7 separate regions of the Mus musculus genome follow, and regions 1, 2, 3, 4, 6 and 7 are each linked to region 5. The links are chromatin loops, found by intact Hi-C in ENCODE. Cell type or tissue: gastrocnemius. All regions are shown on one strand. Each heading gives the region's core, and the rest is flanking DNA. Links, peaks and the distances in the headings are about the cores only.

Region 1 (4,455 bases), core at 272-4,271, 510 kb after region 5:
AGACAACCTAGTTCATGAAATCCTAAGGGATTCTAGGAGCTCTGTGTTAGGAATCAGGGACAAAACCAAAATATATTTCTTATTATATCTCACAGTGCCAAGTTCATACCTTGTTGTTTCTAGTCATCTCCTTGTTCATCATAAGATGTATAAAAGGAAGAGAGATGAGAAATAAGCAGTTATGTGGTATGCAAAGATTCTTTTGACAGAGAAATGGATGAAATAATGAAGAAAATACATTCCTCTTAGGAGAAAATGCTTCTTCCTCTTCCATCTCAGAGCGACACTGTGAGATGAAATAAGTGCATGCTTTTGGAGGGGTGCAGTGCTTTCATCAGCCTGACTACAGAAGAACCTTGACCCTCACCCAACTCAAACAGCCTTGGCAATGGGATTTGGCTTGGTGAGAAGCTAATTAGAAGATGGGACTTTTAGGTACTCTTCAAATGACCCAGAGTTTCAAACAGATGTTTGGGGAAAATGCATACCTGCTGCTCTTCCATTAGCCAATTACTCTGTTGCAACTGTCACAGGCCCTCTTTCTGCAATAATTATGAAGAATTATGTCCCATCTGGCAGCTCAAATGTTTAGCTCAATTTGAAGGAAATTTAGTTGTAATTATAGGGGCAGTGTTTCTGTTAAGTCTTGAAAAGGAGCCTCTCCCCACTGCAAAAGCTTTGCTGGAAAGGTACAGCACATATTGGGGAGGGGGGAGTCTCATAGAAGCACTAAGTGCATACTGTGCACACACACACACACACACACACACACACACACACACTCCTGGAGAGTGTAAAAAAAGTACATTCTCAGGAATACAATGAACCATAATATAACAAAGTACTAAAACCTAAAATCTATTACATTTAAATGTAAGCCTATGGATTCTTGCTGGCTTATGGAATTTCAAAAAATATTTTGTATTCTTAGAGTCCCTTTGTAAATTTTAAACCATTAATTTGTATATCTCTAGAGACATGATTTTAATATTTTTTCCAGTGTAATTATGAAATTGTAAAAGTTTATTTTTGTTTAAATTTAACCTTTCTTAACACAAGTGAAAAAAAAACCAAGTTGAAATTGAAGACAAAGAGAAATAATCACTTACTAAGACTGTGGGAGTTTTGATTCTATTTTAATTATTTACTAAAAAACAGTCTCTGTCTGTATGTGTGTAGTCTGTATGAGTTTATGTGTACCACATGGTTGCAGTTGCCTGCAAAGTTCAGAAGAGGGCATCAGACCCACCCCTGAAACTAGAGTTACAGGTGGTTGTGAGATGTCTAATGTGGATGCAAGGAAATGAACTCAGGTCCTCTGCAAGAGCAGTAAGTACTCTTAACTTCTGAGCCATCTTTCAGGCTCCTTGTCTTTTTTTCTTTTTTTGAAGTCAAATAGTGAATTGTTATTTTGTTTACTAACCTTGAAATATACACTTGGATTTCCACTATGTATGGTAGATAAAATTACTTCGATAGATGGGCAAGTTTTATTCTTGGGACCTGGGAAAGGTTTAGCCTCTCCGCGCACCCACTCAGAACTCCAAAGCAGCGTAAGTGCTGGGGAGCAAGCATGCAGCCCAGGTGTCAGTTTCCTCCTTCCGAGAGCCAGCCCAGCAGATGGAACAAAAGAGTTTATTTCTGGAAGATATGAAGACATTTTGTACTTGTAAATATTTTCTTACCCCATATTTTTAAAATTATCTAATTAGCATGGGTCACATTGACTTGTATTTTATAAACCAACTCTGCATTTCATTTTAGACCAAGGTTCATTCATTTTTTTTTTTTAGCCATCTCCCAATGTGATATTATATTTACAATAAAGAACATCTGGATATTTGCAGTTGGAGAAGTCTTCGTGCTTTTAAAATATGACATTGAACAAATAGTTCTCCATCAACGGCTAAACAGCAATCAGCCATGTCTCGGATATTTGGGTGGATTTGGTTTTGTTATTAAAAACATTTGTTTTTGTATCACTTAAAACATCTTAATATGGTATGTAGGTATGTAGGTGGTGAAAAAGCAGGTTATGCTACAAGGAAAAACTCTGAAATTTTGTAATAATTAGGGTAATAAGTCTAAATGAAGAATAATGGCTGGGTTTCCTTCGGTCTGGCCTTGATTCTTTCCAAGTGAGAGCACGGTGGTGCAACACTGCCCCCTACTGTATGTCTTTGCCCTGCCCTTTGAAGGAATCTCAAAAGAAAAAAATTGGAAGAAATCAACAGCTTGGGACAAACCTATCTTCTTACATTTGGTATTTTAAAAAGGTGTTGTAGAGAGTACTCAGCACAGACACTCAGAGGATTAGTAGACTCCTCGCTTCTGTGGTGCCGTTTACTTTCTTACGGGGCGTTGCTGAGGTAACAGATGACACGTTTTTGTTTTTCCCCTGATGGATGGTAGTGGAGGTTTGTGAATGTGCTTCTGTTTCAGTTAGCGCTTGTCTCAAGGAATGGTGCATCTTTGAAAAAAAACGCACAGGATCTCTTTGAGGCTGGAAAGAATAGGGCTTTTGTCCATTTTCATGATAGCTTCAGTATTTTTAATAACAGGACCAAACCTTGAGGTAAAATGTATCAATTTAACCAATCACATCTTGGAGCTCATCCAGGCTTAACTGTCTATAAACAACTTTGTCTTATTTTGTGTAATAGAACCCTTAAATTCATGTGCAAGAGTCTTTGGCACGGATAACATTTAAACTTTTTCATTTTGATGAAAAGTTGAATTCCTTCTTTTCCCTTTCTAAGGGTATTACTTTAACAACATTATTTTGATGACATGTCCTTTGCAAATGCATACTTTCGGACATTAAAAAACAAATCGAAAGCCACTTATCATATGAATCATTGTTAAAGTCAGCTGTAATCCGCTGTGTAAAATCTCCCTGTAAAGGCACACAGGCTAGGGGCTTAAACCTGGAGCACATTAAATTAGTTCCAGTCTCTGGCGAACTGGCTTTGCCTGCCTTGCTTAGGCAGGCAAACCGGAAACAGGCAGTTTATAACAAGAAGTCTGCCTCAGAAACCATGGGGTCTATTGGAGAAAGATTTATAGCCCCACTTATATAAACATTACAAATGTGGACTCCGAGTAGGAGGGGAACCGTTATCGAAATCTCCCGAAGAGCTTTTTCATTGTGAGTAAAATGGACAGCGTGCACTGTTGTTTGAAGACCCGCCAGCGTTTCCACAGCCGTCCTCTCCACTGCTCTGCCTGATTAAAATGGAGCATTGTGAAGACTAACCAGACCACCTACTTCTAATTTGTTTTCACAGTAAGACTGCATTGGCATCAAACCTGGAGCCAAAGAGACTCTGTGCCAAAGGAGAAAATTATCATTTTGGAGTTAAAGAAAAAGGAATATAATTACATGAAATCTAGGGGTAATGGAGTCTGGACTTCAGTTTATACCACTGCCTGAGTTTAAGTGATTTTTACATATAAACTCTTTCCTAGATATCGTGTTGTCTTTGAGATTGTAATAGAACCCAGATGAGGCTTGAAATATTTGGTCCCATAAAATGAGGAAGGCTGAAAGGAGAGATTAACATTTGAGATTAGAAAAGCTATTTATTTGATACTTCACATATGGCGAGCTGAGGTCTATGGGCTGCACGTCTGTGTTCTTCTCATTTAGCTTTATCTCATTTGTAATGTCTTGAAACTTTCCACATAAATACACTTTCTTTTGCCCAAATATCTCTAACAGGGCACTAAAATCAAATTCTCTCTTTTCTTTTGGGCTTGTTAATAGTAGCTACTGTCTTGTGGGTCCAATCCAGGTGGTGCTGAGTCCACTCTCCTTAGGATCTCTGCAGCATTCCTGGAAGATAGCGAGCACATCTGTTTTTAGCATTTTTAACTCAGTCCAAACATAAGGTTATTTGGAAAGCACCTTTAAAATAGGGGCTGCTGTAAGAAGGAACACAATGAAAGGTTGTGACTGATAAAACATGAAGCCAGGATCCTCAAGAAGAGAGTGGAGTTGAATGTCGTATGCAGCACACCCATAGAAAGGTCCCCATGTTTTCTTTGTCCATCAGGTCTGTTTTCTTTGATAGCAAGAAAAGCCACTCCTCTAATTTCAGCTGGTGAGCAGAAATGAAAAATCTGATCATGTGTCACATCAGAGAACAGGTGGACTCAAAGGGAGGTTCTGAGCAGTATCACACGACTAATACTAGTGATAATTTTACTGGGTATTATTTTAAATTTTTAAAATTATTTTTATTATAACATTCTCATTATTTTTGAGAATTTCATATACCTGTGCAGTATATTTTGATCATATTATGGACCTCATGTATCAAGGCTTACATATGCTATGTACCAGACTTAGTGTCTTATGTATATATGTCTTTACTGTGCAGCAACTCCAGTTTTGAAATGAAGAAGCTGAGATTCTGAGTTTGGGACGCGCTCAGCCACTGTGAGTGGCAGTGA
Region 2 (4,455 bases), core at 310-4,309, 300 kb after region 5:
CGCTCCACATAGACATAACATAATTTTGAGGTCACGAAATGCGATTTGCAGAAAGAGTACTAAGTTTCCGTTAAAAATGTTGAGAAAGAAAGGAAGTTCATTGAGCAAACAGAAACTGTTTGGGAAGATGGAATTTTTATTCAATTTGTGCAACAACAACAAAAAAAAAGACTTTAGCACAAAAGAACCAAATGTCTTCGTGGGGCACATTGACAAACGGGGAGGAAGAACGCAATTTCTCAATATCCAAGTGTCAAGTCCTGTGCTTTGGAGGGTCTGTGACTTCCAGCCTGGAAAGTGTTAGACAGAGGAGGCCTTTTCGTAGTTACCCAAGGAGTGCCACGTAATGGATGTGAGGGAATGGAGGAATGGTTTTGAAATGTCATCTGGAAATAATTTCCACTTGAATGCCATGTCACCTTCTCCCATGTCTATCTCCACACGGAGCTGTGACCCCTCTGCACAGCCCCTGGGGTTGAATGGACTTCACAAAAGCACAAAGACCCAAAAAAAGACTCCTGCTGACATCTGGGTGCCCAGGCTATTTGGAAAGCCCATCAGAAAACCACAGTGGTCAGGCTGCCTTGATTCCTGTTACCCCAAAAGCCGTTTCCCATCAACCTTGAAGTAAAAAACATTTGATCCGTAGTCCAGTTCCCAAAAATGTGCTATTTATGTGTGTGTATGTGTTTGTGTGCGTGCGTGTGTGTGTGTGTGTGTGTGTGGGTGTGTGTGTGTGTGTACATACGTGCATGTGCATGCTTGTGCATGCTACAATATTAAGAATTAAACATAGGCCTGTTACATGCTCTGTGGTCTCTGCCCCGGACCCACATCTCCAATCCTCTTTGCCATTTATTTTGGTTTTATTTGCTGTTTACTTTGATATTGGGTCTCGCTCCCTAGGCCAGGCCAGTTTGGACTCCCTCATAGATAACGCAGAACCTATTATCCTCCTGCCTCAGCCCTCTGAGTTCCTGACATCACAGGCCTATGCCTCCAGGGGGAACTCATTTCCAAATGTTCTATAAGTAACCAAGTAGAACAATTCTCAAAGGAACCAAAAATAGCAGGGACTAAAGTTGGGCAAAAAGCTGCCCTCCTTCCCTACCCCTGCGTACATATTCCCAATCCCTAAACAGTTTACAGAAAACCCTCATTGTCTGTAGCTTGGGACTCTCCAGCTCCCCTCCCCCAAAATGTCCAGGAAGAGAAGTTGATGACCTCAAAGAGGCCAGAGAGTCCTAGGATGGATAAACTGTCTTGACATCTCTATGAAGAATTAACCTGGCATGTGGACTGTGCCCAAACCCTCCACCATCCCTCATCAACCTCTGTCAATTGCACATCTGGTTTGAGCTTTGGAATTCTTCCGAGGCACCCCAGGGAGCAGCACACATATTTATCAGACTCCCCTGGCTATCTGCTAGGCTTTGTCTAAACTAAACAGGGAGTTTATTCTTCAAGTTTCTGGGAAGTACTGGAATTGCTTACAATGTAGAGCTGCAAAGGTTGCTGTAAAAGAACATATTGAAGCAGCCATTGGAAGGAGGGACATTTTGGACATCCGTCTAAGAGAATAGCATCCAAGCGAGCATGCACTCGGAAGCATCTGAAACCAGGAACTCCTCCACCACATCCCTAGCTTCCATTAAATCTTTGGGCCAAAACATAGGAAAAAGGGGGACTATGTACTACTGTCATTGGTAAGAGCATCCCCTTGGGGTCACAGCCCTGATTTCACACTGTCTGCATTAAACAAGGTAGCCAGCTCATCTGGTATGCCCAGGACTGACCACTTTTTAGATGATAATTCTGTATCTCTGAACCAGGTTAGTCCCGGGAAAACAGGGACTGCTAGTCACTAGAGGTTAACCATGACCTTGGGCAAGCTAAACTGTATATTGTTTCCAAATCTGCAAAAAAAAAGAGAGATTGATCAAGCTTGCCTGACAGGTTTTAACAGGGGTAAATAGGTTAAGTGTAAGTGCTCAGAACTGAGCCGCCTTCAGGACAATGAATATTGCTTACTTTGTCATAGACAAGTATGCAGAGGATTTAGGTCAAGATAAGAATCCCAATACTATGTCTGGCTTCCAACTCTTGCCACTGTGTTGAATCTCGTTGTCTGTACCTGTAAAGTGGGGGTATAATATCTCCCAGTTAGGACATTGTTGAATAGGCTAAACCCCAGTTCATGCCTGTTATTAAAAGCACTAATCTAATGACTGTCATAAGCACTGTCATGAACAATAGCAAACAGGGCACACTGGCCAGCATGAGCTACTTGCAGTGCCTCCTCTCTTGAGAAAGCCTGCTTTCAACAGCGAATACCCTGCCTTATGCATGCAAGAGAAAATAAAGTCTGGAACTAAAGAGCTCCCTCTAGAGGCAGAATAAATAACCCACCTAGCAGTGCCCATGAAGCCCAGATAGGAACCTTTTAAACTTCTGCTTCTAGGACGAGGAGGCCAAAGCTATTCCCAGAGATAATTAGGTTATTTCTGGAGATGGGGATCGTCAGTGAAACAGGAAGCCCAAGGGCATGCAGGGACCTAGGATGTGCACTCTGCTGGCAAATGGCCCTGGTGACAGGGCAGAGGCAAGGACACAAGCTGTGTGGTGCTTGTGGCTCGTGTCTCTCGGCCTCAGGCCTGAAGGCACTGGCTTGATGAGAGCAGGCTACGCTTGGCAGATCACGCTGCCTGAGTTCTTCTCAGCAGCCACCCAGTGGATGATACAGTAGTAAAGAATAGGATATACCCAAGAGCTGCTTCTAGATTTCCTTGGGTCTCCCCTGCTTCTTGTGTTCCAAGCACCTCTTGCTTATCAGCCACCCACGTGCATGGCATCTTACTGCCCTACTGTGCACACCTCAACCAGAATTCCACCGTCCTCTCCAGGGACCAGCTGTGTGATCCTGGGAAGGTTCTCTGTGCCTGGAGTATACCAGTGTTTTCCTCATAGGGCTGGTGTGAGGACTGAATGGATCAATACATGTTTCACAACATGCCTGGTCCGTAGTGCATAGCACGTAGCATAACTGTCAGTGTGAGTTGCCCCAACTGTTGATGATGAATTTGAATTGTGAACTGAGGTTCAAAGGATCAAACACAGTGCCAGAGCCATTTACATGAAGGGAAAAGAGGTCCAGTTCCTCTCTGTGCTTCTTTTCCTCCTCACTCCATCCCTCAAATAGAAACTGGCCCCGTTCAGAGACTAGCCAACCGTATCTCAGGCATACAGACCATCTTGGGTAAACTGAGTCACGCGTGCCTACTGAGGTTGGCATCGGACCCTTCATTACCTGTGTGAACTCTATCCTGAGGGCACCTTGTCCCTCCTCACACCCCATGTCCACCTGGGAGCCCCAGGCAGCTAGAACGCAAGTCCCCATCTCACATGGCTTCTCAGCTTGTTTGAAAATTTTCCTTTCTGGTGTTCATTAACAAGGGAACTGGGTGGCTGGAGAACTGGGGACATTTTCCCCCAGCGGTTTGGAGGCAGAAGAGAGGAAGTGATCCAGAGAGGCCATGTGTGGCTGGTGGGGAAGCCTGTTGGCTCTTTAAGATGAGCTCCATCTAGGTTCAAATTTATTCTCTCCCTCTAAGCTGACTACCAAGAGTACACTTGCCCACTGATCCTGCTTGACTCCTTAACTCATGCCAGCCTCACCCAAGACTACACATAAGCACCAACGCTTATTGCCGACATGGTTTCTGGTAGCAAACAAGTGACCCTGTGGTCCCATCCCACATGGAATGGGAAAGGAAGCATGGGGTTTAGCCTAGAAGGGGGATCAAGAGAATGTTAAGAGTAATTTCCAGAAAGTTCCTGGAAGGGGGCTTGTATTCAGGACCAGAAAGCTTGGAAACTAAAGCAATCCTGTTGGTGGAAACTGCACTGTTGCTTGAGTCTCTTCCAAGTATCATGATGAGAACTAACCGGCAGGGATGGGTCTCACTGGGGGTGGGGCGCGCGGGGAGGTGCTCAGGAGCCTCTGTGGGAGTGTTCGGAGGATGATGGCTGATGCACTTATTTTTATCTCAGACACAGTAGAGATGTCTAGTGTTTTCCATTCCAGGACTTGTGAAATATTGCCATATATTTAAAATATAGCCTGCCTCCTCCCCCACTCCAAAAAAAGGATTAAGGCAGCTTGCAACTATTAAACCGTGTCTAGTCAGCACAATTAGAAGCATAAACAGAAAGTATCTAAAAACAGAAGGAAGAAAAAAATAGCTGTTCTCAGCCCCCCCACCCCATCCCCCGGAGCTGTTTTAACACAGCCTGTGACACCCTGTCTGCCTGCACATTGCACACGCCAGTGAGGGCTGAGTGGTGATCAGGGTAAGCACGAGTTTGCTCTCTTGAAAGCTGTGATCTCTGGGAGAGAAGGGACAGTCATTCAAACGGGAAACGCTGGATGTGGCGGCACAGGCTTGTAAGCCTAGC
Region 3 (4,455 bases), core at 290-4,289, 630 kb after region 5:
CATCAGAAGAAGCAAGGGGGGCTGGGTGGTGAGGAGGCAGAAGCCAGGACAGGGAGGACCTCATGACTCCCATGCGGACTTCGTCCCTGGATGGAGAGAGGATCACAGGGATTTGAGCAGAGACATGGCATTATCTGATGCTGCTTTGGGATGGCGGTAGAGGCAGGTTGTCCACAGACATGAGGAAAGGAGGATGCCGGCACAGACTCTGGGAGATGAGCGGTGAGAAGGCTCCACCCAATGCCATCTGCATGGTACATAGCAGCAAGCCAGGCAGCCAGCTGGGGTGAGGGCAGAGGAAGCCTGAAAGAGGGAGAGCAGGAGCTGGAGGGGCCAGAGATGGCAGGAGGAATAAGACTCTGTGGTTAGGAACACCGTGGTGACATGAATAAGGGACTAGTGGATGAAGCTTACCGTGGAAATTGCTGCAGGGACTAGGCAGCTGCCTCTCCAGCCTTTTCTACCTGACCAGCAGGTACCGGTGAGGTTCTTCAGTGTCAGTACAGTAGAGCTCTAAGAGTGGAGTTGTAACAAGCATCCTGAGCTGACAGAGAAACCATCTGACTGCACCTTCAGTTTACGTGTAAGAGTCTGATTCCCACCAAGAGGTGCCGTCGCCTCTCCACTCACTCAGTCCCTGCTGTCTCCTCATTCCTCAGCACATCCCCTTTGTTTTACAAACAGATCCTTATTCTTAACCCCAGAATTGATTTTAAAATAACTTATTGTTCCTACCATTGGATATTTTTAAGAATCATACTTTGATGAAATCCAAATGGCTTCAATTTAAAAGATACAACAAGGTTTTATCAAACACTTTTTTAAATGGTGTTATTTAGGGACCAGACACAGTAGTGCATGCTTGCAATCCCAGAGCTTGGGAAATAGATGCCGGAGGATGTAAAATTCAGGGCCAGCCTGGGCTACATACTAAGCACTTGTTTAAAAGTTTTGTTTGTTTGTCTGACTGTCTGTTTATTGTGTTTGTCCATGCACAAGCCTGCATGGCATTCAGTCTCCTTCAAGATGCACACAGAAGAGGTCCACCAGCATCATTGGAAGTTTGGGCGAGTTGCATCGCTCCCACGGCACGCTTCTAGTAAACTTGTTTCCTTCATCCTCTCTGCTTCCGTGTGATTGAAATGTTCCCGAGTTGGTTTCTTCAAAGTGTCAAGTGGTCCGCGTGGTGCCCTTGCTTTTCATGTGATTGAAATGTTTCTCACATTTGTCCCTTGTGGGTGTCATGTGGACCGTGTGGCGCCCTTGCACAGCCCTTCCCAGCATTTGATGAAGTTTCCCTTATTTTTAGGAATCTGAAAATAGCCCATTGTATTATAATTAGCCAGTGGTAACCACCCAAATATGATTAGTATGGCAAGGACTTCTGCTTCTTCTCTCTTCCAGGGGAGAGGATGTGGGTGGGGGGAAAAGGCTGGGTAATATTTTGAGCATTTTTTTAATGTCGTTAAATACTTAAGAAGCCTTAGGAAATATTTGTGTTTTCAGGTTCTCTAGGAGGCTTTTGAAAAATACTTACACAGCTAATTTCAAACGAAATATTTAAAACTCTGGGGAGCTAAGTCTTTCACTTTTATCCTAATAGAGCCACTTATAGTACCAGCCTTCAATTTGTCTAGTACAAAGAAAATGAGAAACCTGCCCATGACTAGTGAGCTCAAGAGTGGTCTCAGTCAATGGAAAGTTCATTCCCAAAGTTCTGCACAAGTATTTAGCAGAGTTTTAAAAATTCCTATTGTAACAGTTTTGCCCAGTTTTTCTGACTCTCACTAAGCCCTAAGAAGAACACACTAGCGCAGACAAGATTTACCGTTTGCTTGGCTGCTTTTGCCTCTGTATGATCCAGGAGTGCTAACCCAAAAGATGCCTGCAGCAGTAGATTACTTCCCATGGCAACTGACTGCAATGTTACAAACATGAAGCGTTGGCCAGTTCTGCCTGGAGAGTAAGGACAGTTCCTGTTCGAATGGGGTCACTCAAAACTGAGGCCAAGGGTGACATGATCAGAGCCGCTTCCAGCATGTGTCCTTTCAAAGAGATGTTCTCATCGCCCCCAGAGCTTCATTTTAACTTGTGAGAGTTGAGCTTGTCTGTTGTTGTTGTTGTTGTTGTTGTTATTTAATGTTTTGTTTGCCTTTTTATTTCCCTACCCAAGTTGACCCACTGAGAAAGAAGTTATTTTTAGCTTTGGAAACCTCTGTAAGAAACAGTCTCTGCCTTCTAACTAAACTTTACAAGAAAGATTTATTTTGGAACTTTGGTCAAAAGCATCTGTACTCTGCTGGACAAACATCTGTCTTCCAACAAGAGTTGCTGGCCTTCTGATGCTGGTTAATCTGGGTTTGTACTTCAGAGTCCCACAGAGCAGCGTACACTCATTTGTTGATCCATAGCGCCTCTTGGTGGCCAATGTAGGTTACTGCAGAAGGAAAATGAAGCCCCCTCCCTTTCCCAAGTTTAGCAAGTTCTTAGAGACAAGTTTTAATGCAGGCACAGCTTGAAGATATGATCTGAAGAAGCTATGGGAGCACACGAGCTGGGCCGCTCTGCTAGAGCATGGCCATGGCAGAGGATCCCACTGAGCTGGTGTTGTAAGGACGATGGGAAGAGCCACATACTGACCAACCTCAGCCTTCTCTGGTCTGCCTGATTGACAGCATGCGCTTGACAGACTGGGCTGTTCCTGGCAAGCCTGCTCCCAGTTCCCCTGTTGCTTCTTCCATGCATGGGCATAAGATTATAGATGGGGTTTTTGTCATTAGGATGCTTGCATTCTTTACTGTCAGTTCCTTCTAAGGAGAGCTGTTGTCTTCCCCACCTCTGAATCCCAGACACGAAGCCCAAAGTCTGGGTGCATGGGAAGTGTCTAAGAACCAATCGTGATGCATGAAGACATAAAATTCATAATTATGGACTGTCCTAACAACACAGGCATATTCTTAGTTTTCATTACTGTACTTCTCTGTATTTACTCTTGTTAAATTCCCTTAAATATAGTGATCTCCGCTTGATGAAAAACCTAGGCAGAAAATAACAGCTCCCCACCCCATAACAAAGCTGGGCAGTTGAAAGGCGTCCCCCACTTCTCCCTTCTGACTTTCTAACTTTTAGTTATCTGCTAAATCATTACCTTGCAGTGTCAGTTTGTATTCAAAACATCTGCTAAAACTACTTCACCAGTAACATTTTCTAGTGGAAACTAGCTTAGAGTAAACCTAGTCCCCTATCTCCTAACAGCAGGCAATGCCGAATTACAGTGGCTTTCACAGACTAGAGATCCATGCTATGTCTGATTGTACCCTAACCAATTGTATCAGGGTGTGCTATGTAGAATTTTTAAAAAAGATATATCTGGCTATGTTTGAGAATTGAGCTGTATCCCACTGACCTCATATGTGTGTTCAACAAATATTTATTGATTTCCCATTGTGTACTTGGCATTGTGTAGGGTATGGAAGTAGATAAGTGTTTTTCTTCCCTAAGTCTTGTGAGGAGCCCCAGGCACCCTGATGCAGTGCACTCTGAGCTGTCATGGAATCATGCGTACCCAGCAGGCTAAGGCAGTGTAGGGGTGTGTCTGCAAGGGAGCTGCACACTGATGCTGTATGGATGGACTCTGTGGCCTTATCAAGGCAGCGAGCCACCTCTGTGGAGTCAGTCTGGGAGTAGTGTCTTGGAGGAGAGAATAGCCACACAAATAACACTGCATTCCACACATAGAATGTTCACATGGGCAAGGCAAGGAAGGAACGTGTGGATTGTAGGTGTGGTGGATAAGAACAGTTTCTGCCTGTAATTCCTCTGATCCCAGCCTTCAGCATCTTTGCTGAACTCTGTGTATCGGATCTTCATGCAAGGCGTTTCTCATGCCTGGAACATCACAGCCTCTGGTGTCAGGTCTAACCTCCTTTCATCCTGCAGAAAGTCAATGCAGCAGCCTGTGCATCTTCATTCCAGTGCCCACCACACCACTATATGACACAGTGTGTCCCCCTCTCCTCTATACACAGGAGAAGTGTTCTTCCTCTACATATATAAAGCGTGTACTGTTTTTCATCAGTACCTAATCCTCTTTTTGGTATTTGGGGCTTAATAAAGATGCATTGATCAGATCAGATAATTAATTTAATTCCTAATGGCTCTCTGATGACATATCTCTGTATGTAACTTCAGGACCCTGGATATTTGTGAGTTTATCCTTTTTATTTATTGCTAAAATGAGAGGAATATGGAAGGCCTCCCTATGTAGAATTCAAGCCAACATGTCCTTTTTCACAGTAGTAGACCTAAGACAGTTTGGGGTGTCTCTATCAAATACCTCCCCTCAGGGATCAGGGAACCCCTTGAAAGAAGAGGTGGGGAGAGTATACGAAGCAGAGGGGAGCGAGGACACCAAGGAAACAAGACCCTCTAAATCAACACTGTCACAGTTTGTAT
Region 4 (4,455 bases), core at 317-4,316, 210 kb before region 5:
GGCATGCACAAGACTCATATATATAAATATGGGGGAACCCCCCCACATACACTTGAAATAAAAATTTAAAATTTGAGAGGGAGAGGGGAAGGAGGAAGGAGGGAGAGGGGGGAGGGGGAGAGAGGGAGGGAGAAAGGGGGGAGAGAGGGAGGGAGGGAGGGAAAGGGAGGGAGGGAGAGAGAGAGGGAGAGAGAGGGAGAGAGAGGGAGGGGGAGAGAGAGAGAGAGAGAGAGAGAGAGAGAGAGAGAGAGAGAGAGAGAGAGAGAGAGAGAGAGAGAGAGAGAGAGAGAGAGAGAGAGAGAGAGAGAGAGAGAGAGAGAGAAACTTCCCTCCTACCAATATTTGCTTGGAATTTGCCAAGCCCTCTCAGAGGCATATGCAGTTCCTCAGAGTAGACAGCAGATGGCAGTGTTGGTTCAAGAACCAGTGTCCTGTTGTCTCTGAGCTGCAGGCGCCATTGAAACCAGTTCTGATTTTAAAATGTCCCAACTTTAAAAAAAAATCGTAGGTTAATCTTTACTTTTAGGTCTTGTGATGACTTGTAGTTGAGCTCCTAGGCGTGGAAGAAGAAATGACAAAACTCCTATCTAAAATGCTAAATTTCTTTGGGGACCTCCAGAGACTTCACTGAGGAACAAACATACCGCCATCGTCACCATCAGCATAATTATCATCACCACTGCCCAAAGAGGGACCAAGACACAGCCGTGCCTTGAGAGCCAGGAAGATAGCGCTGTGGACCAGGTCTCAAAGATGTTGCAGAACTGGTCACTTGGGTTTAGGGGAAACAACACCCTTTGACTTTCCACCTCTCCAAGCATGAAGGCTACCTAGACCCTGCCAAGAGAGACCACGACGCCTTTCCCTGCCACTCTGTTCTCGCTGCTCGTAAACCCGCCCCCCGCGGGGTCCCTGCAGCCCAGTTGGTTAGAAAGGACTATTTCCATTGCTCGGTAACGCGGGGTCTAAGACAGCAACAGGCCAAGGAAGCTTGAGCCGGCCTGGAGCGCACACGCCGGCTACTGTCCCCCAAGATCTCCCTGGATCCGGAATTCCACCGCCTCCACCCACCTTCTGCTAAATTAAGACGCCCCAATTCTCCAGCTCAAACCCGGACCCTCAGCCCACTCTTGTCCACCCAACGCCTCTGCGCCAACGCAGTGCCCGCAGGAAAACTCAAGAGCGACCCAGGTGAGCCCAAATTCCAGGCGCACTGGGCTCCCGGCTGGGGACCGCTCGACCGCCCAGGGCTACTGGGACAAGGGTCGCGCTGCGGGAGCCACTAGAGGGCGCGGCAACCCCGCTGATCTTACCCGCTGGCTCCGGCGTCGCTCAAAGCTCAGGCTCCGGGTCCCCTACAGCGCTGCGCGCACTGGGGCCGATTCTCTCTGAGGTTCCGCGCTAGCACGCTCGGGATCCCGACCACCCCTTCTCTCTGGGTGTCTCTCTGTGTCTGCCTGTCTCTCTGCCTGTCTCTGTGTGTCTCCGTCTCTCTGCCTCTCCCTCACTCTCTCCGTGTGTGTGTGTGTGTGTGTGTGTGTGTGTGTGTGTGTGTGTGTGTATCTGTGTCTCTCACCCCCCTCCCCAACACCCTCTCTCCCTGTCTCCCTTAACCCCCGCGCCACAAGATCGCCACCAGATACCAGGCGACACGGATCTACCCGACGATCCCAGGCCCAAGCCCAAGTCCCTTTCCTTCCAGCTCAGGACTGCGGAGGCCGCCGCGCCCCAGGCTCTATGCTCAGCGTTTGCATTGTTTTCAACTGCGACCTGAGAGGAGACTGGGCAGGGTGGAGGGAGGGGGCCAGGTTTAGGGTTACAGGCGAGCCACAGCGCCTCCTGCAGGCCAGCCAGCACCGACCGCAGCCGCCAGAACCAAAGGCTGGACCAAGCTCTGTGATTCGGGGTCTGGAGTGCCCACCTTGCCCCTTTGTTTGCCCTGCCCCTGGGCACCCCTGCTCTACTTCATGCCTCTAGCTTCTCTACCTTCCGGAAGGAAGGGAACTGAAGTAGAAGAAAGAGACTCTCCAAGTCCGTGGCTTACATTTATCCCCTTTTACTACCGTCTAAGTTCCCAGCTAGTATTGGTGGTCCACCCTTCAGTTTAAAACAAAAGAAAAAAACATTGAACTACTTCAGAGGGAAAAAAAAAAAAAGGCACCGATGAGGTCGGGAATCAGAATGCAGTCAGCGAAAGCTGCGTACTCTGCATCCCACACTGAGTACTCTCCTACAAGACCCACCCTCCTCCTCCTCCTCCCCCTCCTCCCCCTCCTCCTCTTCCTCCTCCTCCTCCCCCTCCCCCTCCCCCTCCTCCTCCTCCTCCTCGTCTTCCTTCTCCTCCTTCTCCTTCTCCTCCTCAATGCTGATGCCTCCGGCCAACCCAACCATCAGCGGCCAGACTGTCGCTGAGCCTCTCACCTTTGAGTCACCTATCCAGCTTTCCAGTCAGCAACCTTTAACCTGGATGCTACTCACTGAAGGCCCGAGGGGGATCCCACCCCTCGAGGTCACCAGGCAGAAGGATGGTCACCACGTCCCCAGGTCCCGCGCAGCCTAGGTCCTGTCCCCAGGAGGCAGAAATCCCGCCCGCCAGCTTCGGCGCCTGACGCGTTTGCAGCCTGAAGCCCCTCCCCCTGCATCTCTCCCCAGCCCGCGCCCAGGAAGAAAGTAGAAGCCCCTGGGCCCAGAAGTGGGAGGCCAGGTTCTGAGTCTGAACCCTGCGGGTCTGCAGACTCCAGCAAAAGAAGGGATCCGGGGCAATAAACAGTGGAGTTGGACTGTGTTCTCTTTCTTTCTTTCTCTCCCGCGAGCTTTAGAAACCCAGCTGTACTAGAGACAACCCAAAACAGGACTTTTGCAAGGGTTCCTAAGCAGGAACTGACCACGGCGACAAATTAATTGGTGTGTCACACACACACACACACACACACACACACACACACACACTCCTGTTGGGAAATCGAAGGAGTCCTCATCAAGAGGAATTTGCAAAGAAAGAGGACGAGAGGAAGGATGAGATGGAAAGCCTTGGTCAGGGGAAAATCCGAGCCTAAGAGAGGTTATGTAAACTCCAGTGCGACGGCAGAAGAGGTGCGCCCGAGGAGCGCCCTGAGCCCCGAGCCTCTTCTGAGACTTTGGGTGTTAAATCTGGGGCTGTACAGCTGCAGACCACAGTGTGGGTTTACACTAGAGGCCTCCTCCGGCTCCTCAAGGCTGCCTAAGACTGATCCGAAACCATTCAGGAGAAGCAATTCAGTCCAAAACATTGAGCAATTCCGCCACGAAGCCAAAAAGCCGTTTCCCACACCGCCCAGCCTGGGGCTTTTCTGGGCAGCTCTGTCCGACGCTGGGCAGCCCAGACTTTTAAAAGTGCCACCCACGCCCCCTCCCCAGCTTGGGTTCCCCCATGCACACCCTCCGGGTCTTCTAGAGGTCTTAGCAGACCTGGGAGTTTCTAAGCGCGGGTTCTGCAAGGACTCCCCACAGCAGACAAACAGGCCAACACTTCCTTTCTCGCCAAGGCTGGTCGCCAAGTCACTGGCAACTCCTGCACACCTGGCTGCGAGGCTCTGGCTTGGTCCTGCTGCAGACCAGGGCCGAGTCATACTGCCTTACTCTGCAGACTGCCCCACACGCCTTCCAAACAGAAAGAATCGCCGACCTCAGAAGCTTCAAAGCCAAGAGATCGCTTCCTGCTTTCCCGGCCCTGCTCGAGGGAAGTTAATCTCACATGTATAAACTGATTTCCAAGGGAATAACGGTGAAGGAGGGAAGGCTGCGCGGAGACCGCCCCTGAGTTTTGCAGGATACTGAGCGTTGGGAGGAAAGTTGGGGGGGGGGGGCACTGGAAAGGTTGCGTTCAGGCGACCAGTGCCTCGCATCCATCATCCCAGGGCAGAGAAGCACCCAGAGTTCCGTAGGCAGGAGGCGAGGGTGGTTGGCCTCTTACATTTCTGCTTACCTGCACCCACGTCTGTCCTTTCAGAGATGTCCTGACTTCTTCACAAGAGGTCAGCTCCTAGCCAGGGATCTTGCCTCTTTGCTGCCTGCGGCCAGGACTAAGCAAGAGCCAGGCCCCCCCAACCCCCGGCCGTGCAGAAAAGACTCCACTGGAGACGCAAGTGAGCCGAGTGGGGGTGGGGACTACGGAGCACAATGAGGGCCCCTCGGAGTGCAGTTTGAAATTCCTCAAATCCCAGTTGCTGGAATGCGAGGCCAGGACGACTTCTTCACTCGAGGCCAAATGTGTTTGTCATTATTCCAGATCGCTCGTCCGCGCCGCCGCTGCCGCCGCTGCCTCCGTCGCTGGAGTGAGAGGCGCACGATCCCAGCGCACTGCGGATTCCGCCCGAGGCTTCTAGCACCCAAGTAATTCGCTCCAATCTCTCCGGAACCCTTGGAGCTGCGCCCCTCGCCCGCGCGCCCCTCTCACGGTGCTGCAGCCGCCACCGC
Region 5 (4,455 bases), core at 199-4,198:
CCTTCCTTCCTTCCTTCCTCCCTCCCTCCCTCCCTCCCTCCCCCTCTCTCTCCCTCCCTCTCTCCCTCCCTCCCTTCCTTCCTTCCCTCTCCTTTCCCCTTCCTTCCTTCCTTCCTTCCTTCCTTCCTTCCTTCCTTCCTTCCTCCCTCCCTCCCTCCCTCCCTCCCTCCCTCCCTCCCCCTCTCTCTCCCTCCCTCTCTCCCTCCCTCCCTTCCTTCCTTCCCCCTTCTTTCCTCCTTTCTTTTATTTTTTCTTTTTCTAAAATTTTTTATGATTTGTTTTTCAGTGGAAGTGTACCCAGAAATTTGTTCCAAATGATTATCTAAAAGCCAGATCACGTTTTCGAAAATATCTTTATAGTCAATGTGTTTCTACATTTTGAGACAGGGTTTTGAATTCTATAGCTGTAGCTGACCTCAAACTTGGGGCTTTCTTGCTCCAGTATCCAGAGCACAAAGCTTCAGAGACCTTCAGTGGGCTCTGGGATGAAGTGGGTTTTCTTACAGGATTAATCCTGGTGCACAGCAAGTGAGCATCCTCTCTCCTCCCAGGACTTCATACCGGTCCCTATTTCAATATCAGGTTTTCTTGGGTCAGTGGTCAAACCAGTGGCAAACAGGCAAGGTCCAGGCAAGCCACGTGCCAAGCCCAGTGTCCCAGCAGGCCAGTGTCTGGAGCATTGATGAGGGACTCAGAGGCTGTGGCTTGGGATGGCAAGATGACCTTCCTGAAGGGTCATTGTCAGGTGCACAAGGCTTTATCTGAAATGCACCCCTCCCTTTCCTGACCTTCCTTCTAGCACCAGCCCTGGTTCTTACCTGTGCTTTGGCCAGATCCATAGTGAGTAGTGACTATTTATCTTAGGATCTGAGTCAACACATGAACTTGGGAACTCCTGCTTCTCTTCCCCCAACCTTCCTGTGCCTTGTGCTGGTGACACTTCCACCCTCACTATCTCCAATGTCATTCACTTGGCTGTCAAATCACTGTGCCTTCTCCTCTGCTTTTGTCTTTTTGTGTGTGTGTGCTTGTCCCCTGAACCCTCCCCAAACACCCCAGTGCATTCCTACCCATGGCTTTTGGATCAAATCCACTGTTCTGGTTGCTATGTCTGCAGAGAAGTTATAAGTAGCCTTTCCAGACTCTTCACCTCCCTTTAGTATGATCCTTTGCACTTTCCGGCTGACTTTTAATTGGCCCATGCTCTTCTTCAGCTTAGCTTCCTGTTGGAGACAGGGTCCCTCCATGTAGCTGAGGCGAGCCCTAAACTTTCGATCTTCTGTCTTAGCTTCCGGGGTGCTGGGTTTATAAGTATGCACCACTGTTCTTGAAGCCTGGCTTTCTCTCAGCCCACGAGCCTCTTTCTCAACCACCTGTGGGTCTCTTAAAGCCCACTGGTTCTTCAGAGCTCAAGGGCAAGTCTCTCTTCCATGTGTCTTCCTTCATCCTCTAGTCCAGATGCAAACGACCTCTACTTTTGCAATGAATACTTTTTCCCCTGTGGACTCTGCTGTTCTTGTATTATAACTATTAATAGTTTTGTCTGACTCTTCTTTTAAAAAGCTCTTGGCTATGCTTAGGACTGAACCCATGGCCTTGAATTCTACCTATGGGTTACAATCCAGCCCTGTGTCTTATTTGATGCCTCCTTTCTTAAAGGCTAACATTATGTCCTTGTCTTGCGTTTTGTTTGTTTTTTTGTTTTTTGTCTTATAATAGAACCTTATATATTGAGCCAGGTTTAGTGGCTGACACTTGTAATCCCGGCACTTGGGAAGCTGAGGCAGGAGGACTTTCAGGAGTTTGAGGTTAATTCTGGGCAACAGTGACTATTAGATCCTGCCTCAAACAAACACCCAAAGTAATCTTATACATAGCTAAGCTCAAACATATTTGTAGGAAGGAATTACTCCATGGAAGAAGTAAGCATCCTTCCTTGTCAACAGAGAAGATGTCAGCTGAGAATAGACAGCTATGTTGGCAGCCAGCATGAGCACCTTTTAGCTGCTAGAATTTCAGTCCTTCATTGACTACAATGATACATCCAGATAGTTCCTCCCAAAGAACATGGATCAAATCTCTCCCAGTTCGATGACGTGCAGGGCTCAGGATAGAATTCTCTTGCTAGAACCTCATGATGTGTGTGTGTGTGTGTGTGTGTGTGTGTGTGTGTGTGTGTGTGTGTCTTACTTTGAAATGACTGCAAATTCTCTAAATACCTCCTGTAGGGAAATCTGCCTGCCCCCTCACATAGCGATAAAATCTTAGCACAAAGCGAAACGGATGATAAATGGAGAAATCTGGCCCCCATCTGCAAAACGAATGGTTTCAACTAAAGGATCCATCCATCGAACTCGTGATGGTTTGAAAATATTACACATTCTCTTAAGTTCTCTGAGAAATTTGGCCAAGCCGACCAAAACACCCCACCAAAACCAAAGCCTCCCGAATAGCTAGGTTTTGTAGAGGGAAAGCAGTGACTTTTTACAGACTCTCTCGCTGCTCCCTTGTGGGGACTGAGGCGCCCGGTATCTAATCTACTCCCCACTTCCTGTGTTATGAAATGCTGGGCATAGTTCTGTCTTGGCTCACTTGCATTGTGCTAGAGCCAAGAGCGGGACAAAAGCCACAGCAAACACTGCCCTCTTTCGTCCGATTGCGTCTCTGCCACTTCTCCGCGGGCCAGGCAGGCAAAAGGGAAGGTTATAAACGCTGAGAGAGCCTTGGCTTGTCTTTCCATCTCCGTGGTTTCTCCGTGCGACTGCGAGGCCTCGGCAACGGGGAACATCTTTATTTTGGTGTCATAAATATCTCAACTTATCCAAGGCTGCTACTCTTGCCTGACGCTTGCTCCGTTCTGAGCTCGGAAGAGTGGGTGTGAAGCAGAAAAGAGCCCTCATTGTTTAAGGTCTCTCAGCTCCGCTTGGATTGAGCTCTGAGCTCAAGATAAAAACCCCAGAAAGTGACACGTCAGCAGCCACAGAGAGGATCTCTTCTGCCTTCCCAACCGCTCGTTTGGAAGAGAAGGGTTTTCTCTTTGTGGTTTGTGGAATTCTTTCCTCATAATTGGGTCATGATGCTCATCAGTATGTTGTTTGGGGATGAACTGTGTGGCCCCCCAAATAGTGCTATAGTGCTTGATCAGGTCTGTTGAGGCAATCTACTGCTGCAAGGCCCGCAAGAGAAAGACATCGCTGCTTGTGGGCTGATTTGATTTGATTTACACAGGTTTGGGTGTTTGTTTGTTTGTGTTTGTTTTTGTTTATTTTTTGGTTGGTTGGTTGTTGTTTTTTTGTTTGTTTGTTTGTTTGTTTTTTTGATACAACCATGAATCACAATTAGAAACTAAATATTGGCATGACTTCATTTTTTGGTTGATTTGAATCATGCTTCTCACCTATTTCTTAGGGTTTGTGGGGTGCAAGGGTGAAGAGTCAGAGGAAGGGTGTGTCACTTAGGAAGATTCTGATCCAGGCAGGAAGGAAAGCAATAGAATGTGGAATTGGCCCACGTGTGATTTTTATTCCTAAGCTTTAGCCCAAGTTCCAGTGACTCTAAGTCCTTGATTTCCCAGAACAGCTCTAGAGACAGGTATTTGGCTCTGCTGTGCCCAGCAAGGAAAGTGTGCTTTTCAGAGTGTGTGTTTCTATGGGCAGCTTGGGAAATGTTAGATACAGTCACAGAGACATAAAGCTACCTCAAGGGCCAGGTCCCTGGGGACCCTGGGTGTCTGCTGTCCAGTGGAAAGCCTACAGGGATTGCTACTGCACATTCCAGGAATGTTCCAGAAGGAGTGCTACCTCTTCTGATCTCCAACACCCTCTCACCACCAGCAGATCTCTAGAAGAGATCTAAGCCAAGAACAAAGTCAAGAGATTGATCCATTTGTTCTCAGTGAGGGCTTTTGATGGGGCATTTACACAGGCGTCTGTCAACGTGCAGAGATCAGGGAAATTTCCAACAAGGGGGTTAGGAGGTGCGGAGAAGGCTTGTCCCTTAAGAGAAGCCAGCCAGATACCTGGGGCTGAAAGCTGAGGGCTGATGGCCTACCTTTGATAATTGCACAAAACTCCATCATGGCCTAAGCTGGATGGTGAGTGTTTTAACTTCATTTGAAAAGGCCCGGGGGTTGGAAAGATGAACTCCAGTTTTCCTGGGAGACTGTCTCAAAATACGAGGTGGAGAGTTACTGAGGAAGACAACTTATGGCTTTTATACACACTAAACACATTACTTGTGCACTCACAAACAAATGATCTCACGGACACACACACTGATTTTATGTTGTCCTTGGGATTGACTCAGAGCTCAGTACTTAAACATTTGGTGGCTACTGACAAGAAAGGCTGTCCTGAGTAGGTGTGCTTTCCTTCCTTCGGAAAGATGGGGTTTCAGGCAGGCCAAAGGAAGGAATCGCCCCTCTGCTAAGCTTCAAAAGTGAAGGGGCAGTTTTGT
Region 6 (4,455 bases), core at 127-4,126, 200 kb before region 5:
AGTTTTCTGTTGCAGCACCACTTGATCCTAACCGCTAAGACATTTACTCACTGTAACTCCAGATACAACCTCACTCATTCACTCAAAAAACAAACAAAAATAACTGGAGATGAGAGCGCTGCAGCCCCACAAAAAGGCCTGGCCCAGGATGCTGCTCTGCCCTGTGCTCAGTCAAGCTTTCTGCAGTTTTACAGCTTTGAGATCATGCTTGCTGGCCCTCTGCTGGTCCACACTGTCTTTCTTTTCTCTGTTCTGGTTCCCTTGTGGTTGTTTAAGTGGGAGGAGTTGTTTGCTGGTTTGACTTCTCTTTTCTCTTCTTTTCTTTTCCCTTTCCTTTCCTTTCCTTTCCTTTCCTTTCCTTTCCTTTCCTTTCCTTTCCTTTCCTTTCCTTTCCTCTCCTCTCCTCTCCTCTCCTCTCCTCTCCTCTCCTCTCCTCTCCTCTCCTCTCCTCTCCTCTCCTCTCCTCTCCTCTCCTTTTCTTTTCTTTTCTTTTCTTTTCCTTCCTTGGACAGGGGCTTAGTAGTACACCAGACTGACCTCCAACTTCTGATTTCAGTGACCTCCTAAGGCCAGAGATCACCAGGCACACACCATTGTGCCGATGCATCTTTATCTTTGGAAAGTAAGTAAGCAGAAGAGATAACATAATGTCCATAATCTCTCTCTCTCTCTCTCTCTCTCTCTCTCTCTCTCTCTCTCTCTCTCTCTCTCTTTCTCTCTCTCTCTCTCTCTCTCTCCTGCTGCTGCTGCTTTGGTTCCTTAGCTCAAGCAGCCTTCTTTAGACTCCTAAGTAGAGCTGTGAGTCTACAGGCATGTAACAGGATCAAAAAGCAGTTCCAGTTTGCTTGTTGTTTATGAGGTGCTGGGTTCTAACCCAGAGTCTCTGCACGCTTAATAAGGGCTCTGCCAGCCTCAGAGTCACACCGTCAGTCAGCTTTACAGGCACAACCATCCTTCTCTGTCTTCACAGACAGCCAGACAGCCGCAGTCTTTTCTAACAGCCGCTCTAGAACCTCAAGGCATTTACTTTCTTTGAAAGGGTAGTGGGAGCTGGAGAGATGCAAAGAGCTCGCTCCTTTCTGTGGGTGCACAGCTCAGCCTTCTGAGTGGCTGCCTCTGAGTCTTCAAGCACCTGCCTTTCTGTGCCACTTAGTATAAGAATGGAAATCACCCTTGCCTTTGGCCTGCCTCCTCCAGCATCTACCCCAAGGGGCTGTTGAAGTTGGCAAATGCTTATTTAACACCTCCTGGGTGAGAACTGTGATAGACTCAATGATGCTGTCATGGACAGACAGCTGCCATACCGAGGCTTAGCTTTGGGCTGGGGAGACAGACAGAAAACAAACTAGGCCCTAACTAAACAGCAGGTGTGAACAGCACTATGAGGCCACCAGGTGCTTGAAGCCACCATGGGCAACCAGAGTTACAAAATTTTCCTTGAAGGTGATAGCTAGAGCTCTGAGCAATCCCGGGGCTAGGTGCTGCTTTCGAGGTAGGGGTAAACTCGATGGTAGGGTGTTTACCCAGCATGCTCAAAGCTCCAACATCGTGAGCTCTACACACATTCTCTCTCTCTCTCTCTCTCTCTCTCTCTCTCTCTCTCTCTCTCTCTCTCTCTTTGTGTGTGTGTGTGTGAGAGAGAGAGAGAGAGAGAGCTACATTTGCTCTTGTTCTTAAGTCATTCATAGCTTGTAGGTTACATGGGTGTGCCTGTTTATGGTAGTGTGGAGACAGCGCTGTAATCTCCGTCCTGAAAAAGGATTGCAGCGCCCCCAAAGGACTGTGATGTTATGATATTGAACACACTCCTCTAAGAAGCTGACATTGTTCAAGAGATAACCCCCACACGCACCTCCAGGTTGGCTGCTATCTTGGAATCTGAACAAAACTGAGACTTTAAACCGGTGGCTCCCTCAAATCTGAGGCTTTACCGTCATCACGGGGAGTGGCACTATCTCACCAGATAACAGGCCTGCATGCTGTTGTTCTTCTTCGCGAGCTAATCTTTCACAGACTGACAATGAGAGAGGGACTGCCTCTGATTCGAGCATCGTTTCAATTATCCACTAAGGACTTACAGCTTATTGGGTTTGCACACCACAAAATAAGACACCGAAGACCTTTCAAAGACCCCACAAGATGTGTCAGGTCTCTTATTGTGTGTGTTTAGTTAATTGCTTTACTGTGTTGTAAGCGTAGTTATGAACTGAATTCACTATGCAACAGATGGCTAAAAGGTTATAGCGATTTAGCCATGGGGGGGGGGGGGGGCGGGAACAACCTTGGTTGAGTGACAAGTTCTGAGGTTTTAGACCACTAGAGGGCACAAGAGGCCAGGTCAGAATCTAAATTCACCCTAACGCGTTCACAACCCGTTGCTTGAAACCAATCTTCCAGAGAGAATTTAGTCACATCTACCCACCCGTGCCTAAGCCTCGCTCCTAGCAGACCGTCCAGTTCGATGTTAGCCCTCAGCAAACCTGAGGTTACACCTCAAGGTGAAACTGTTTGGAGTCATCCTCCGTACGCTAAGGAAAGTTGGTGAGATCTCAGTGCTGGATGAGAGAGCGATGAGAACTTCCAGCCCTCCCTCTGCTAGGCTCTGCCGCAGCCTTGGCTATGAAACCACCCGAAGTCGTGGGAGCTTCACTCGGTCCATGATGCTAAGAAAAACTACCTATGGTGTCATCTTTTCCAGAGTGGGGCTCCTCAAGGAAGGAACACTTGAGCAAAATTCCAGATTCTGGAGCTGGGTGGAAGGCAGTAATCATACACTTCCTTCTAGAGTGGCTGCTGCGAGATAGCCCAGCCAGCAAAGGGGCTTGCTATATCAATCAAGTCTATGACTTGGACAGAACCAACAAGTTGCCCTCGAACTTCCAGAAACTATTATTGTAGTAGCTTGCATGCACCACCCTCACTCACAAAAATAAACAAACAAACAAACAAAAACCACACAAAACAATAAAAAAAAAAAAAAAAAAAACAATGTTAAGGGCTGAGCATGGTGGCATGTGTCTTAAATCCTAGCCCCAAGGATGCAAAGACAGATAGATCTCTGTAAGTTTGAGGCCAGACTGGTCTACATAGAGAGTTCCAGGTCAGCCAAAAAAGATAGAGACCTGACTAAAATGAACAGACAAACAAATACTTTAGACCAAAATAAGGGCTGGAGAGATGGTCCAGCAGTTAGAAGCACTGACTGCTCTTCTGAAGGTCCTGAGTTCAAATCCCAGCAACCACATAGTGGCTCACAATCACCCGTAATGAGATCTGACACCCTCTTCTGGTGTGTCTGAAGACACTACAGTATACATAGATATTGTAAAAAAAAAAAAAACACACCTAGAATCATTAGCAAAGATAATATCTTATCGAATTCTTCCCCATGATGGCTCTATGGAAAATTGATATTAATATTATCATGAGTTTGTCACTTAGAAGCAAAAAGGTCAATTCACGGTACCATACAACCACTTTACCAACTAAGATACATCCCAGGCCAAGATTGACGTCTTGCTAGGTGATCATAATACCAGACACTGGTCACACTCAAAAGACTCAAATGTCCAAATGTGACAATTCGGGACTACGTTGTATTTGGGTCAATGTTAACCATGACTGTGATGGCTACAGGCTGTACCCTTGGCCCTCACACTAATCCATTTCCCCTTTTTTTTTTTTTTTTTTTTTTTTTTTTGCTTCCTGAACTAACAAATGTTCTTCCAACCACTCAGGAGTTTGGAGAATCTGAGTACTTATAACTAATATTTTGTTCAGGTGAATATTTTTAAATATGAAAAGATCTAATCTTTTATGGTAGAGCTTAGTACCTGTATAATTGCTACTCAATCTGCATACATTGAAGCTCAAGTAAAAATTCAGTAAATCAGAAATATGCTTGAAAAATTCAGGGAGCATCAAACATGTTGAAAATATAAATAGTTACATTTTATACAATGATACATGGATGTCACTAATCATAACAACTGAACCTTCACACGATTACATACGTTTTATAATGATTAACGTCTTAAAGATCTACTTATAGAGTAATGTGACTGTAGATTTTTGAGAGAAAATCCATGCAATAAATTATTCTCTTTTTTACAGATAATTAAGAATGCATCCACCTAGTTTTGAAAATATCATTTAAATTTTACATAAGAAAAAAGAAGAATGGATAGGGGAAACTGCTCCTCTGTGGATAAATTCATTTTCTTAGGGATTACTAATAACCCTGTCAAAAAAGTGGCCCTGTTCACCACATTTCTAGTTGTTTACCTCATTACTCTTCTTGCGAATCTTGGAATTATCATTTTAATTAGAATGGACACTCAGCTCCACACACCCATGTACTTTTTTCTCAGCAATCTCTCTTTCTGTGACTTTTTTTTTTCTTTCCATTTTTTATTAGGTATTTAGCTCATTTACATTTCCAATGCTATACCAAAA
Region 7 (4,455 bases), core at 220-4,219, 150 kb after region 5:
AACAATGATGGAGACAGAGCTTGTCTTGCTGGTACAGCAAGATGTGCAACACTTGTGGTCTCATGTCTTTGCTGATCTTTGCTTCCCTGAGAGAGGCACAGCTGAGAACTTCTCCTGGTGTTCCTGCTCGTCCCTCCTGCTGACTTGAGCTGAGGCTGAGGCTGAGGCCTGGCTGTCTTTGCTAGATCATGTCACCACTGTTGCTAACCTGACTACCAAACTGGACTGCTGGTGTATCTGAGAAGTGTTTGCCAGTGGATCAAGCTGCTGTCTGCTAACCTATGAACTGAATGGCTGATTTCCAGACAACACAGACAGGAGTGACCCAAAGAACCTTTCTAAACAGCTTGGCTTCCCCTTTCTTTTCCACTACCTCTGGTGAGTAGTGGGCTGCAAGAGAAGTTAATGTTTGAGAACCATCATTAAAAATAGGATTTGAGCCGGGTGTGGTGGCACACGCCTTTAATCCCAGCATTTAAAAAAATAAAGTTAGCAAGGTTCATCATGACTTTGGAAATTTAAGAGATCCATGGTGCCTTTATCTTCAAGCACATTTTCTTCACTGTCTACTGCAGTGGTTCTCAGCCTGTGAGTCGCAACCCCCTTGACGGGGGTCACATATCAGATATTTACACTATGATTCATAACAGTAGCAAAATTATAGTTATGAAGTAGCAATGAAATAATTTTATGGTTGGGGATCACCACACCATGAGAAGTAGCATTAGGAAGGCTGAGAACCACTGATCTAGTGACGACTTCCACAGGATAACTGGATCATATTTCTAGCCAAGACTGACTACAAAGACTGACCGTTTACCAAACCTTCCATTCCTTTCCCAGGTTTGGACACAAACATTTCCCAAGCTCTGCTCATGCAGGTGAGCACAGAACACCAGCTTCTGCTGCTGCGATGTAATTGGATATGATCGACCCAGCATCACTGAGCCAAGGCTGCTAATAGTTGTATGCCTTTTACACACACACACACACACACACACACACACACACACACACACACTCCACAGTGTCCTTGAACATAACACTTTTGAAGATGGCAGCTGGGGTTGGAGAGAGGACATTGATTAAGAGGGCATACTGTTCTTCCAGAGGACCTGAATTCTGGTCCCAGTCTCGTTCAGGGGGATCTAGTGCTTCTGACCTCTGTGGGCACCTGTATATATGTGTGTACACACAATTAAAATAATATGTATTGCCGGGCAGTGGTGCACACCTTTAATCCCAGTACTTGGGAGGCAGAGGCAGGTGGATTTCTGAGTTCGAGGCCAGCCTGGTCTACAGAGTGAGTTCCAGGACAGCCAGGGCTATACAGAGAAACCCTGTCTCGAAAAACAAAAAAGCAAAACGAAAAAAATGTATTTTAAGATGTATATGTTTATTTATATATCTGTATGTATATCTATATGTATTCTATATATGTATATGCATCTCATGTGTATATATTTCATATATATACACACATATGTGTATATATATACATGTGTATACATGTATATATGTATGTATATACATATATATACACACACATATATGTATGTATATATACACACATATATATTTATGTATGTATGTGTGTGTGCAGGCACTCAAGTGCCATGGCACACACCACACGTGGAGGGTCACTTTTGGGGATCAGTCGTCTCCTTCCGCCATGGGTTCTGGAGTTGAGGTCGTGAGAGTTCAGTGACAAACACCTTCACTCTTAGTTGCTGGGCCATCTTGCTGGTCAATGTCAGGTGTCTTTCTCAATCATATCCCACTTTATTTTCAAGACAGGCTCTCTCACGGAACGCCAAGTTCACCAGTCAGCTAGGCTGGCCAGCCAGAAATGCCCAGGGTCCTTCTGTTTCCGCCCCTGCAGAGCTAGCATTACAGGTGTGCTTGGCCTGCCTAGGCCTTTTGAGTGGATGCTCTGGATGAGAACTCAGGACCTCAGGCTTGTGTAACAAGAACCTCACCTGCAGAACCTTCTCTCCAACCTTCCAAGGCCCCCCTTCTCTCCTTTATTGTGTCACCTTCTTAGCCACTGTTTCCAAAGCCCGTCAGTGCTAATGTCCCCCTGGCCTGAGTTGTGGGTTTCTCTGACCCAGGATCTCTCCCTGAAGACTTCAATCAACAATAGCACACTGCTCGGTGTGTATTTGTGCAAGGTCAGCGGAAATTGCCAGCTCCCGTACCATAGCGGAGCCAAGTCCTGCCTGAAGAATCCAAAAGGTTTAAACTGGAACTGCTACATTGGGTTCAGACTGAGCTCTGCTGAGGAAGCAGGATGTAAAATCCTGGGGAGCCCACAAACCCCAGAATGATACCTTGTATAAGCTTTGGCCTGACTCAGAGCTTGAACAGCCAGCTACACTGTTAACAGTCGGAGTTTCCAAAGCGAACACAGGACCACCTGCCTGGTTGATGGTCCATTGGCCCCCAGCTTGTGGAATTTGTGAAACAGCTCCCTCTGCCGGGCTACTACTGCATTTAATGCTTTCTGTGTCAGAACTTGGGAGAAAATAGATGGACCTGGAAAGTATTACCTTAAGTGAGGTAAAAGAGTCAGAAAGACAAAATCACATGTGCCCTCACTCCCTCCCTCCCTCCCTCCCTCCCTCCTTCCCTCCCCCCCCCCGACCCCCAGATCCTAGCTTATGATGTTTCTGTGTGTGTATAAGTGAGGCTGAGTGTGGATAGAAAGTAGATGAAAGAGAGGAGAGAAGCAGGGGGAAGGTGCTGAGGAAGGATGGAGCAGAAGGCAGCAGAAGGCAGGAGACAGAAAAGCAGAAGCGGGTTATGGGGAGTGGGTGGACGGGTGCAAGGGAAGTCAGGCAATGGGCAAGAAGAGGGAAACAACAAAATTTAAAACAAAACAAAACACATGAACAATTGTTTTGACAATGCCACAATGATGCCAGGCGTGGTGGTGAAGGCTTTTAATCCTAACACTCAGGAGTCAGGGGCAGCCAATATCTGTTAGTTCAAATCTAGCCACATGAGAACTTATTTTTTTAAATGTTATAATGAAACCTAATACCGCATGTGCCATATATATATATATACATATATATGTATATATATATGATATGATATATTTAGTTGAATATATATATATTCAACTATAAAAAATCACTAGTTACCAACTAAGAAACTGGCTGATAGAATTAATGAGTCAAGTAAAGTGTCTGAAATGAGACCACTAGGGGTGTTTCGGTGGGGGCTCTCTGGGATTTTGCAAATCCTTTCTGGGTGGTCCCTTACCCCTCTGCTTCTAGGTCATCCATCACTGAAGAAAAAGAAGCAGCAGCCCTGACCCAGGAGGTTCAGGATGATAGAGTTTCAGCATCTTCTAGGAACAAATACAACCCAAAATTCACCTCTATGGGAAGCTGACATGTGTGAGAGGGTAACGGTGTCTGAGGCAGGCCAGCCAGAACACATTTCCTAAGGAGCCTTCTGAATGGAAGGTGTCTTAGAAGAGAAGGAAGGCAGCTATCCTGAGAGTCTTCTCTAGAGATAAGGTGAGCTTCCAGGCTTGGACCAAAGAAAGCTGGTGACCATGTGGAACCAGTCCACACCTGAACAGAACCATTCAGACTCATTTCTTTCGTCCTGCATTCTCCTGTTGTGTTACTGCAGTGCTAGGGCAGAAGGGAGCTGCAGAGGTAGGGGAGGGGCAAGGCGACCCTACCGATCTCCAGGTCAGTCATTCAAGTCTTAGAGATGGGATGTACATTCCTGTCAGTCAGGCCAGAGTGGTGACCACATGCCCACCATTCACTTATGAACCATACTTAAGTGTCATCTGTGTTACAATTCAAAGGAGTCTGCTTACCTTCTTCCTTACCACAAGCATCAGGCAAAAGGAGACCAAAACAGGAAATACTAATGATGGCTAGGTTGTAGAATGTAGCCAAATGGGCTTAGTACAATCTCTCTCTCCCCCATCCTGAACTCACTCCCACAGCTACATGGTCAGCACCTTCTGGCAACAGCCATCTTCTAGAAACTACACTCAGGCTCAGAAGGGAGTGACCCACCCCAGAAAAGCAGCTGAGTCACCCTGTCCCAGTTTCCCCTTCTGAACTCCTCCTGACTCCCCAGTCAGATAAATCATGCCTGCTCTCTTGGGGAGACATGAGTAAAGGGCGGTGGGGGAGGCCAGGCATAGTATTCAGTACCGTAGCTCAAATCTTGGGCACCCGGGGTTTCCAGAGAAGAGAGAGCGTGGGGCAATCTCTCCTGGGAAACCACTGTGTATATATTCATGCCCCTTCCCTCAGCCACAACACAGATAAACCCCAGTGCTCAGCACCCAGACCAAAGCAGAGCTTCAGTTGTGTTTCCAAAACTCCTTGCTGCATCTGCCCCAGCCTTTGCAACAGCTGCTTTCTCTTCATCCCCTGCTCTAGATTTCCAGCTCTGGAAAGTCAGGGACCATAGCCACTA

Evidence for each region. Peaks named below come from ENCODE experiments on the same cell type or tissue, not always from the same donor. Only the 100,000 strongest peaks of a DNase experiment are listed, where the experiment ranks them.
Region 1: a loop joins it to region 5, with 2.7 times the contacts of the local background. A loop is called at or near these places in 17 of 42 quality-filtered maps.
Region 2: it touches region 5 in a loop (2.9-fold over the local background); 11 of 42 quality-filtered maps call a loop at or near these places.
Region 3: a loop joins it to region 5, with 2.6 times the contacts of the local background. A loop is called at or near these places in 19 of 42 quality-filtered maps.
Region 4: a loop joins it to region 5, with 4 times the contacts of the local background. A loop is called at or near these places in 35 of 42 quality-filtered maps.
Region 6: it touches region 5 in a loop (6-fold over the local background); 35 of 42 quality-filtered maps call a loop at or near these places.
Region 7: a loop joins it to region 5, with 5 times the contacts of the local background. A loop is called at or near these places in 14 of 42 quality-filtered maps.

The regions. Positions count from the first base shown.
Region 1 is chr5:74,431,695-74,436,149 of GRCm38, reverse strand. The region is part of intron 4 of Scfd2 (Sec1 family domain containing 2); the gene reads left to right. Among named protein-coding and RNA genes, the nearest start is that of Scfd2, 98 kb to the left of the region's middle. In gastrocnemius, for the core only: a CTCF peak has its summit at 2,179 (motif pointing left); DNase peaks (open chromatin) are centred at 2,162 and 3,204; H3K4me3 peaks cover 264 bases; H3K27ac peaks cover 893 bases.
Region 2 is chr5:74,639,243-74,643,697 of GRCm38, reverse strand. The region is part of intron 2 of Lnx1 (ligand of numb-protein X 1); the gene reads left to right. Among named protein-coding and RNA genes, the nearest start is that of Gm32304, 6.2 kb to the left of the region's middle. In gastrocnemius, for the core only: a CTCF peak has its summit at 2,393 (motif pointing left); DNase peaks (open chromatin) are centred at 2,359 and 2,564; H3K27ac peaks cover 1,010 bases.
Region 3 is chr5:74,309,555-74,314,009 of GRCm38, reverse strand. All of the region lies in intron 5 of Scfd2 (Sec1 family domain containing 2), which reads left to right. Among named protein-coding and RNA genes, the nearest start is that of Gm32064, 4.8 kb to the left of the region's middle. In gastrocnemius, for the core only: a CTCF peak has its summit at 2,429; a DNase peak (open chromatin) is centred at 2,420; H3K27ac peaks cover 1,994 bases.
Region 4 is chr5:75,153,208-75,157,662 of GRCm38, reverse strand. All of the region lies in intron 1 of Pdgfra (platelet derived growth factor receptor, alpha polypeptide), which reads right to left. Among named protein-coding and RNA genes, the nearest start is that of Pdgfra, 3.2 kb to the right of the region's middle. In gastrocnemius, for the core only: CTCF peaks have their summits at 415 (motif pointing right), 1,265 (motif pointing right) and 1,855 (motif pointing left); DNase peaks (open chromatin) are centred at 1,762, 2,570, 3,533, 4,152 and 3 more places; H3K4me3 peaks cover 3,976 bases; H3K27ac peaks cover 3,689 bases.
Region 5 is chr5:74,942,404-74,946,858 of GRCm38, reverse strand. It overlaps Gm52779 (a long non-coding RNA gene), which reads left to right and starts at 2,572. Exons shown (of 2, transcript XR_003955748.1): 1 at 2,572-3,228. In gastrocnemius, for the core only: a CTCF peak has its summit at 2,645; a DNase peak (open chromatin) is centred at 2,637; H3K4me3 peaks cover 899 bases; H3K27ac peaks cover 1,612 bases.
Region 6 is chr5:75,141,283-75,145,737 of GRCm38, reverse strand. All of the region lies in intron 3 of Gm19583 (predicted gene, 19583), which reads right to left. It also overlaps the pseudogene Olfr1401-ps1. Among named protein-coding and RNA genes, the nearest start is that of Pdgfra, 8.7 kb to the left of the region's middle. In gastrocnemius, for the core only: CTCF peaks have their summits at 215 and 2,326 (motif pointing right); a DNase peak (open chromatin) is centred at 2,357; H3K4me3 peaks cover 373 bases; H3K27ac peaks cover 416 bases.
Region 7 is chr5:74,794,585-74,799,039 of GRCm38, reverse strand. No RefSeq gene overlaps it. Among named protein-coding and RNA genes, the nearest start is that of Lnx1, 94 kb to the right of the region's middle. In gastrocnemius, for the core only: a CTCF peak has its summit at 2,469 (motif pointing left); a DNase peak (open chromatin) is centred at 2,441; H3K27ac peaks cover 1,064 bases.